2 separate regions of the Homo sapiens genome follow, and region 2 is linked to region 1. A link is an interaction called in ENCODE POLR2A ChIA-PET data of the cell type or tissue named here. Cell type or tissue: PC-9. All regions are shown on one strand. Links, peaks and the distances in the headings refer to the core of each region. The heading gives the core; the rest is flanking DNA. Region 1 has its middle 100 kb from the start of PRICKLE2-DT. Region 2 has its middle 28 kb from the start of PRICKLE2-DT.

The links. ChIA-PET counts read pairs that join two places held together with the same protein. Peaks named below come from ENCODE experiments on the same cell type or tissue, not always from the same donor. Only the 100,000 strongest peaks of a DNase experiment are listed, where the experiment ranks them.
Region 2: POLR2A ChIA-PET joins it to region 1 with 5 read pairs; 2 of 35 experiments call an interaction of 5 or more read pairs at or near these places.

Annotation. Positions count from the first base shown.
Region 1 is chr3:64,340,530-64,344,925 of GRCh38, forward strand. No RefSeq gene overlaps it. Among named protein-coding and RNA genes, the nearest start is that of PRICKLE2-DT, 100 kb to the right of the region's middle. RefSeq lists an enhancer at 4,276-4,396. In PC-9, for the core only: no CTCF peak of the experiment used is centred there; a DNase peak (open chromatin) is centred at 2,602; H3K27ac peaks cover 1,548 bases.
Region 2 is chr3:64,415,166-64,419,561 of GRCh38, forward strand. No RefSeq gene overlaps it. Among named protein-coding and RNA genes, the nearest start is that of PRICKLE2-DT, 28 kb to the right of the region's middle. In PC-9, for the core only: no CTCF peak of the experiment used is centred there; no DNase peak of the experiment used is centred there; H3K27ac peaks cover 897 bases.

The sequences.
Region 1 (4,396 bases), core at 145-4,144:
TTCTATCTGGATGGGTTTGAGCAGCAAATAATTTAGAGAAGTTAGACTGTGAAAGGATCTTACTTGTCTAATAATTTAATTAGCCGAGATATTATGGGCAATTTACACTTCACTGATGACATCCCCCACTGCATGAGTTAACGCAGGGGAAGAGCGCTTTAGCAAAACGCTAGGAATGACATTTTCATATACCCCTGAGATTCCAAGGACATCAGCTCACCAGGAAAAGCCAGACAGAAATCTACATGCATGACTCAAAGTAGTCAGTTCCCACTGGTAGTTACTCATGTTGCTTCGGAGGAAAGAAGACTCTCAAATATCGAGTTTAACATAAATACGTCTGTTCCCTGTGTACTTTCCAAATTTTAAATGCTGCAAGTTCTTTCCAGACCTCTAGCTAAAAGGAAAAACAAGGTTAATTGCTCCGACCCCCGCAAAAGACCAGTGCAGACTAGCAAATACGTACATACACAAACACGCACACACAGAGCAACTTGCTCTAATTGTTTTGAGAGGGGTGCAGATTTCTCATGGAGAATCTGGCAAGCTCGCCTGCTGTGTTCCACAGCCATTTCCAACCCCGTGGACTTCTCCTCTCATTTTTTCAGTCAGTACGTAATTTAGACCTGCGAGGATTTAAACTACAGGGCTATAATTTGTTATAATGTGCGTTTCTTTACTTTCTCTCTTTTTTTTTTTTTTTCAGGACAGTTCTAAACTTCCATGGCTCTTATGAATTAAATGAAGATGTAGTAAAGACCTTAAAATGAGGCCTAAAGGAAAAAACAAAAATTCTTCCTCCTCCAGCTCCAGTTGGAGTTCCGAATGACTTCCTAATCCTGCTGTTTCTGGGCCAACCACCCCCACCTTTCTCTATTCCTTTCCTAAGAACCAACTGCATCTCAGCCTGTTCTTTCTTGGCTCTGCCAGAAGGGAGCCCTCCTGCATGCCTGGGACCACCCACAGACTGCTGGCTCTGTTTGGACAGGAGGACCCAACTGCAAAGAGGGAACATCTTGCCTGTTTCCAAAAGGGGGGTGAGTCACCTTGGTTCAAGCAGTCAGCTCTTAGCAGCAGTTACACACTCCCACCCTCACCCCCATGGCCTTACATGGCCAGAGTCTAGGTGGCATCTAGAATAGGGATGTCCAAGTGGCAGCTGATGGACCAATGCTTGGCTGGCCAGAACATAACTACCCACTGAGGTTTATGAAATACACAGATTTCCAGGGCCCGCCCCCAGAGGTTTTGATGCAGAAGGTCCTGGCATGGTAACTGAGAATCTGTCCGAGGTGACATTGATGGACAGCGAGGCTTGAGACCCACTGGTTTGGAACCAAGATACTCAAGGTAAGGTTCTCAAGGAAGTGAGATAAGGTGGAAATGTGGGAGAAGATGTGTCTCTTAACACCACTATCACAGGAGCCTTTCTGGGTGCCTTTTGAAAGAGGACTCACATACTGGGGTATGTGGAGTTGGTCAGAATAGGGTTTTTTAAAAGGTGAAAACTTTGGAATTGAACAGACTTGGCTTCCAGTTTCTCTGAAACTGACAGACCCAACTTCCAGTTCCTCCTTTGTTATTTAGGTGCTGGGAAATCTTGAACAAGTCTGAGCCTCAATTTCCTCAAATGATAAATGGGAATGGTGAGGCTGAGGATGATAAAGGATAATCACTAACAATTACATTGTGCATACTTTGTGCTGGCCACTGTTCTAATATTACAGACATCCATTTGCTGGGATGTTGAGCATGAAGTCAGATATTTCATATAACATGCTCAGCATATTGCCTTACACATTGTTAAAAAGAAGCTACTGTTATGGTTTTATGTCCTTATTTGTCCAGGAAGATAACTGCCCTTACTGTCTCCTTAGGCAGGATGCAAACTTCCACACCCCTCCAGCCAGCAGTTTCCTGGCCATGCAGCCCCCTCTCCCACCCCATCCGTGATCTAGTTTCTCATGCTGTCCCTATAACATACACCTTAAGGTTCTAGCATGAAAGGCCCTGGTTAAGATAAAACTGTTCTTATGGAATAAAATACTTTCCTGTTAGACTTCAGATATAATTTATTTTTCAGACCAATTACTTAGCAGGATCCTAAAGAGTTTAGGATAAAAAAAGAATACAAGGGAAAGCAGAAGTCAAGAGTGTAAACTGGGGTAAAATTTGCATATCCTTTCAAGTTAAGGATCTTCATCTTAGGATCATAGACACGTTGGAAAACCTATTATAATCCATGCACTCTCTCGCCAGAAAATCCTATGTGGGCATGTGCACATATAAAATATTCTGCATATAACTTCAGGAGATTCATTACACTGATGCCCATCAATGGATGCCCTTGGGAAATTGTGGCCTATAAGTTGAAAATCCAGCCTTTTAGTTCAAGGGTTAGCAAACTCTTTCTTTTCAGGGTCAGATAGTAAATCTTTTTAACTCTGGAGGTCATATGGTCTCTGTTACAACTACTCAGTCCTGCCACTGTAACGCAATAGCTGCCACATATGATAATGAAACAAATCACATGGCTGTGTTCCAATGAAACTTTATTTACAAAAACGGGCTACAGTTTGCTGACCCTTGCTTTGAGTTTTGGTATGCCACCATGAGTCATTACCCATTCAGGGAACATGTAGGGCCCCAGGCTTCCACAGAGTACAGTCTGACAAGAATGCTTTCTTCCCTGCAAGCTCCCCCAACAACCCTCTGCCCCCCTGCCCCTCCACCACCCCAGGCTTGGCTAAATACCTTCACAGCTTAGTAGTCTAGATTTCTAGGACTATGGCAGCTTCAAGGAGGTCTTGCTTCTCTCTCATTTAACTCTCTCCCCAGACCCTAAAAGTATCATGCCCTCTAAGCTGTTCTCATTAAAATCTCCTTCTATATAAATGAACCTAACGTCTAAACAGCAATGTTTTCATCCCTTGAAAATGCAGCTGCACATACATTTACAAGATTCGAGTGGAAGTGCTTAACCTAGGGGTATTGGTTCATCCCAAGTAGGTCTTGAAGGGAATAAAGAAAAAGAATAACATGGCCTAAAAACCTAGAGCAGGCCTGGGTTGTCCTAAGTAATTACATAAATTACTTAAGTGGGGTTACCATAGGTTAGAAAATCGCCTTATTAGTTTTGACAAATTTCATGAGAAAACGCTGCATCTTTAGATGCGGCATGATTAAAACATAATCTGCAGACGGCAGGAAGAGAACAGCCACTCCATTTTCCCCTGTGGTCATGTTTTTTTAAAGAACCTTTTAAATAATAGACACGGTTGTAATCAGATGCTACCCAAAGATAGATATGACATTATTAACCATGGAGAAGAGCCTGTTTCTCATCCCTCCTCTGCTAGATTTGCGCTATCCAACACACAGGATATACATCTGGGCTGATAATTAAACATGTTTAATGTTCATCGTAGCTGTTCTATGGAACGTGTTGCCACAGACTGCCTTTTGTATCCTTAGCTTGGACTTACTCTCGGATGAATGTGTGAGTGGGATGTGGGTGAAGTCACCTTGCCAACCAGACAGAAAGACAAAAATCACTTGATTCAAGAACCGTTTGCAGTTTTTCAGCCCAACTCCCAGCTCTCTTTCTTCATTTCCCAGGAATCTTTTCTTAATGTAAAATATCTTCCTGTTGACATGACAGGGAGAGTGGGGGGAAGGCTGGTTTTCATCCAGAGGAAACTGCTGGCTAAAGAACAGTAACTTGAAGTAGAGGAGTCTGAACCCCAAACCACACATGACAAGATGAGCACATTGAGTGTCCCATTTAGTCTGTGATTCAGATGTCTGAGTTCCTCTTACAGATATCTTCTCAGCTACATCATACAATTAAAAAACCCCCTCCATGACCTAACTATTGTAAATTCTTCAGTTCACTCAATTTAAAAACCTTCCAGGGAGCTTCAGCGTGAACAAGAGGCTATTTTTACAGCACCCCCAGGCATGCAAAGTGTTAGAAAAAAGCATCATCCCTCATGGGTCAATTAATTTAGAGGTCAGCTACCTCACCACCTGAAAAGATATATTTGTCTGTCCTGCAAGCATCTACAACTACAGGCAGACATTGTCCAAAGAATGGTAAACAAAGGAAACTTTTTACCCGATAAACATTTGGTCTTGATACGGGAAGTTCTCTTTTCCCAGTGGAAGCAAATGAAAATGCCACTGTTACATTTTTTCACAGGAGATGAGCCTAAAAGATGCCTTTGAGACACCAACAATCTGTATGCTGCAGGCTTTGGTATTTAACACAAGTGAAAGGGGCTTTGCCCTGCAATGGGAAGCCATGTTTGGTTTTGTTCTTAGAGATCTGTCTGAGTTTCCTAATTAGGAAGACGCCTGGAGAACATCAACAGGTCAAATATTTATTCTCGGAGAA
Region 2 (4,396 bases), core at 203-4,202, 75 kb after region 1:
CCATCAAAAGGCTCCTGGAACTGATAAATGATTTCAGTAAAGTTTCAGGATACAAAATCAAGGTACAAAAATCAGTAGCATTTCTACACAAATAACGTTCAAGCTGAGAGCCCAATCAAGAATACAATCCCGAACTCCCAGCCTGGCCAGCATGGTGAAACCCCATCTATACTAAAAATACAAAAAAAAAAAAAAAAAAAAAAAATTAGCCAGGCATGGTGGTGGGCACCTGTAATCCCAGCTACGTGGGAGGCTGAGGCAGGAGAATCACTTGAACCCAGGAGGCGGAGGTTGCAGTGAGCCGAGACTGTGCCATTGCACTCCAGCTTGGGCAACAAGAACAAAACTCTGTCTCAAAAACAAAAAAAAAAGAATGTAATCTCATTTACAATAGACACACACACACACACACACACACGCACACAAACACACATACACACACACACACACACACACAAAACTAGGAATACATCTAACCAAGCAGGTAAAAGATCTCTACAAGGAGAACTATAAAATACTGCTGTAAGAAATTACAGATGACATAAACAAATGGGAAAACATTCTATGGTCGTGGATTAGAAGAATCAATACCTTTAAAATGGCCATATTGCCCAGAGTAATCTACAGAATCAATGCTATTCTTACCAAGCTATCAACATCATTTTTCACAGAATTAGCAAAAAAACTATTCTAAAATTCACATGGAACCAAAAAAAGAGGTCAAATAGCCAAAGCAATCCTAAGCAAAAACGACAAAGCAGGAGGCATAACATTACCCAGCTTCAAAGTATACTATAAAGACTACAGTAACCCAAAGAGCATGGTACTGGTACAAAAATAGACACATAGACCAATGAGACAGAATAGAGAACCCTGAAATAAAGCCACACACCTACAGCCATCTGATCTTGAACAAAGTTGACAAAAATAAGCAACTGGGGAAAGGACTCCCTATCAATAGATGGTGTTAGGATCATTGGCTAGCCATATGCAGAAGAATGAAATTGGACCCTTACCTTTCACCATATAGAAAAGTTAACTCAAGATTGATTAAAACCTTAAATGTAAGACCTCAAACTATAATAGTCCTAGAAGAAAACCAAGGAAACACCATCTGGACATCAGCCTTGGGAAAGAATTTATGACTATGTCCTCAAAAGCAATTGCAACAGAAACAAAATTTGACTAGTGGGACCTAATTAAACTAAAGAGCTTCTGTACAGCAAAACAAACTATCAAAGGGTAAACAGACAATCTATAGAATGGGAGAAAATATTGCAAACTATGCATCCAACAAAGGACTAATACCCAGCATCTATAAAAACTTAAACAATTCAACAAGCAAAAAACAAATAAACCCATTAAAAAGCAGGCAAAAGATATGAACAGACACTTCCGAAAAGAAGACACACTAGTAGCCAACAAATATATGAAAAAATGCTCCACATCACTAATCATTAGAGAAATGCAAATCAAAAACACAATGAGATACCATCTCACACCAGTCAGAATGGCTATTCTTAAAAAGTCAAAAACAACACATGCTGGTGAGGCTGCAAAGAAAAGGGAATGCGTATACACTGTTGGTGGGAACGTAAATTAGTTCAGCCATGTGGAAAGCAGTCTGCAGAATTCTCAAAGAAATTAAAACACAACTACCATTTGACCCAGCAATTAAACGCCACAGAAAATAAATCATTCTACCAACAAGACACCTGCACCCTCATGTTCAGTGCAACGCTATTCACAATAGCAAAGACCTGGAATCAACCTAGGTACACATCATTGGTGGATTGAATAAGGAAAATGTGGTACATATACACCATGGAATACTCCACGGCCATAAAAAAGAACGAAATCATGTCCTTCTCAGTAATGTAGATGTAGCTGGAGGCCATTATCCTAAGTGAATTAACACAGGAACAGAAAAACAAATATTGCATGTTCTCACTTATAAGTGGGAGTTAAATATTGGGTACTCATGGATGTAAATATGGCAAAAATGGACGCTGGGGACTACCGGAAGGGGGAGGAAGGGAGGAAGGCAGGGGCTAAAAAACTACTTATTAGATACTATGCTCACTACCTGGGTGACAGGATCATTCATACTTCAAATATTAGCATCAGGCAACATACCCATGTAGCAAACCTGCACATGCACCCTCTGAATCTAAAATAAAAATTGAAATTATTTTTAAAAATTACCATAGGATGCAGTAATATATGTCCTTCTTATACATTAGTATATAGGGTAAATGGATATACATACACACTGTATAACTTAGTATATAGTATACGTTATATAGGATATCAGTTATATGTATTATAAAACATTATCACATAACATATAACTCAGCATATATGGTAATAATACATACAACTTAGTACACATGGTTATATTTATTAACACATGATATACAAAGATCTAGCCACAAGTCTAATAACTACCATAATTTCCAAGTGGTAATGGGCATAAACAGTATTTCAGGATAACTTTTCTATGTGACAGAAAAACATCCAGGGTTTTTGTTGGTGAGAAAACCACAGGTATTGCTAATGCAATTACTATGATTTGTTGTCTTCTTTCATATTTGAGGGAAATGCTAAAGCTCAAACAGGGATTAGTAGAAACAAAGATACAATTTTTTTGTTTTCCATCCGAGTTCAGGGGTGCTCTGAGTTTTATCTGTAGACTCTCAGATTCAGAAACCCTGTTCTAGAAAAATGCCAAGAAAAGGTCAGGGCTGAAGGGGGAGATGTGTTGGCTATGGGGGTAAGAAGCCTGAGAAAGGATTTTTTTTGCTTCGCTGAGTCACTAATTACAAGGCAGCCTGCCCGTCCTTTCACACTAAGCTGACTTTTCACAAAAAGGCACTTCCTCCCAGCCACAGGCTTAGAGAGGGCCTACCCAGGTCAGCAGGCAAGCAAAGCCACAGAAAGCCCCCTGAAGCCTCTCTCCCCACCAGCTTGCAGTCTCGTGGCTGATGCTCAGACAGCTCTCCTCACCTTTTGCTACCTCTTGCTTCATTTTCATCACATCTTCAAAGTCATCTGTACCTACAGGCTGCTACCAATTGCTCAGTTTTAATCCTCCCATTTTAAATCATAAGTGATTAAGAATGTAACAAAACAACAAAAAACGACTTGTACAACTTTTTTAAAGAGCTGCCTCTTCACAAAGAGTTTAATTAAGAGAGGCTTAAGATATCTGAGTTATTCTCATGGTGGGAAGTAATGGGTCGAAAGAACACTGGCAATAAGTCCCTATTATCTGGGTTCTGGGCCCAGTTTCAAATACATAACTCCGGTAAGTCAACCTCCTCATGTATAAAATAAGGATAAGTCAACCTTTACTTACTCATGTATTAAATAAGGATAACAGTTCTTTAAAAGAAAAAAAAATATTTGAGAACTTCTCATGTGCTAGATACTATGCTCAGTGTTTCACTTTCATTATACCACCATTTCCCAACAGGAAACCTGTTAGCTTTTGATACTCCTATTTTACAGATGAGAAAACTGAGGCACAGAGAAACTAAGTGACTTGCCCAAGTTTACAAAGCTAGTGAATGAGCAAACAGATTCCAGTCTGAGCCTGTTACATACCCTCTGCATGGCATCACTGCTGCTGGAATTTCACAGGAATATTGGTCACCAGTCGATTTTCTCCCACATCTAATTTGATAAAATTATGTAGGAGAAAATACCTTGCCTGCTGTGAAAGGCTATGTAACACATTTCATTCTTTATGACGGTACTCTGGGTACCTCCTTGCGTCAAATCTGGGTACCTCAAACTGTGGTATGGCATCCCCATGCAGTCTGTCCAATACTGCAGCTGTACTGCCCAGCTTCAAACATGCTCAGCTCTCAGCCAGTGTGCTCCTGCCAAGGACTGAAAGAATCCACTTCCCACCAGCACAGGCTGGAAAACAAAAACACCCATAAGCAAATTTGGATGTCCACCATGGGAATATGGGCTCTTAAGTAAAATGTCCCCAGGCCTCCCATCTAGGCTTAACATAGTTTTTCCACATTCTGATGCCTGGAATATAAGTTAATTCTATGCCCTGAAAGCATCCTCACTCACCTTCTTTCTTTGAAGACAATCAAGTCTACAACTCCTGCTTATTTATATGCTATTTGTTCATTTATTTCATCCAAACATCACTTTTAGTATCCAGCATTGGAAGTGATCTGTTCCATCAAAGTAGCTTAGCACCTACACTCCTTGAAAGAAGCCTTCAGGTATCAGCTCCATCATGAAACTGCCTTGAAGCCAGAAGCAAACATGGAGTGAGTTTGCTTTAACTTTCTCATGTCCTTCTTTCCTTTCACTGGACCAGGGGGTACTTCAGACTGGAAAGGACTTGACTCACAGTCACTTACTCATTTCA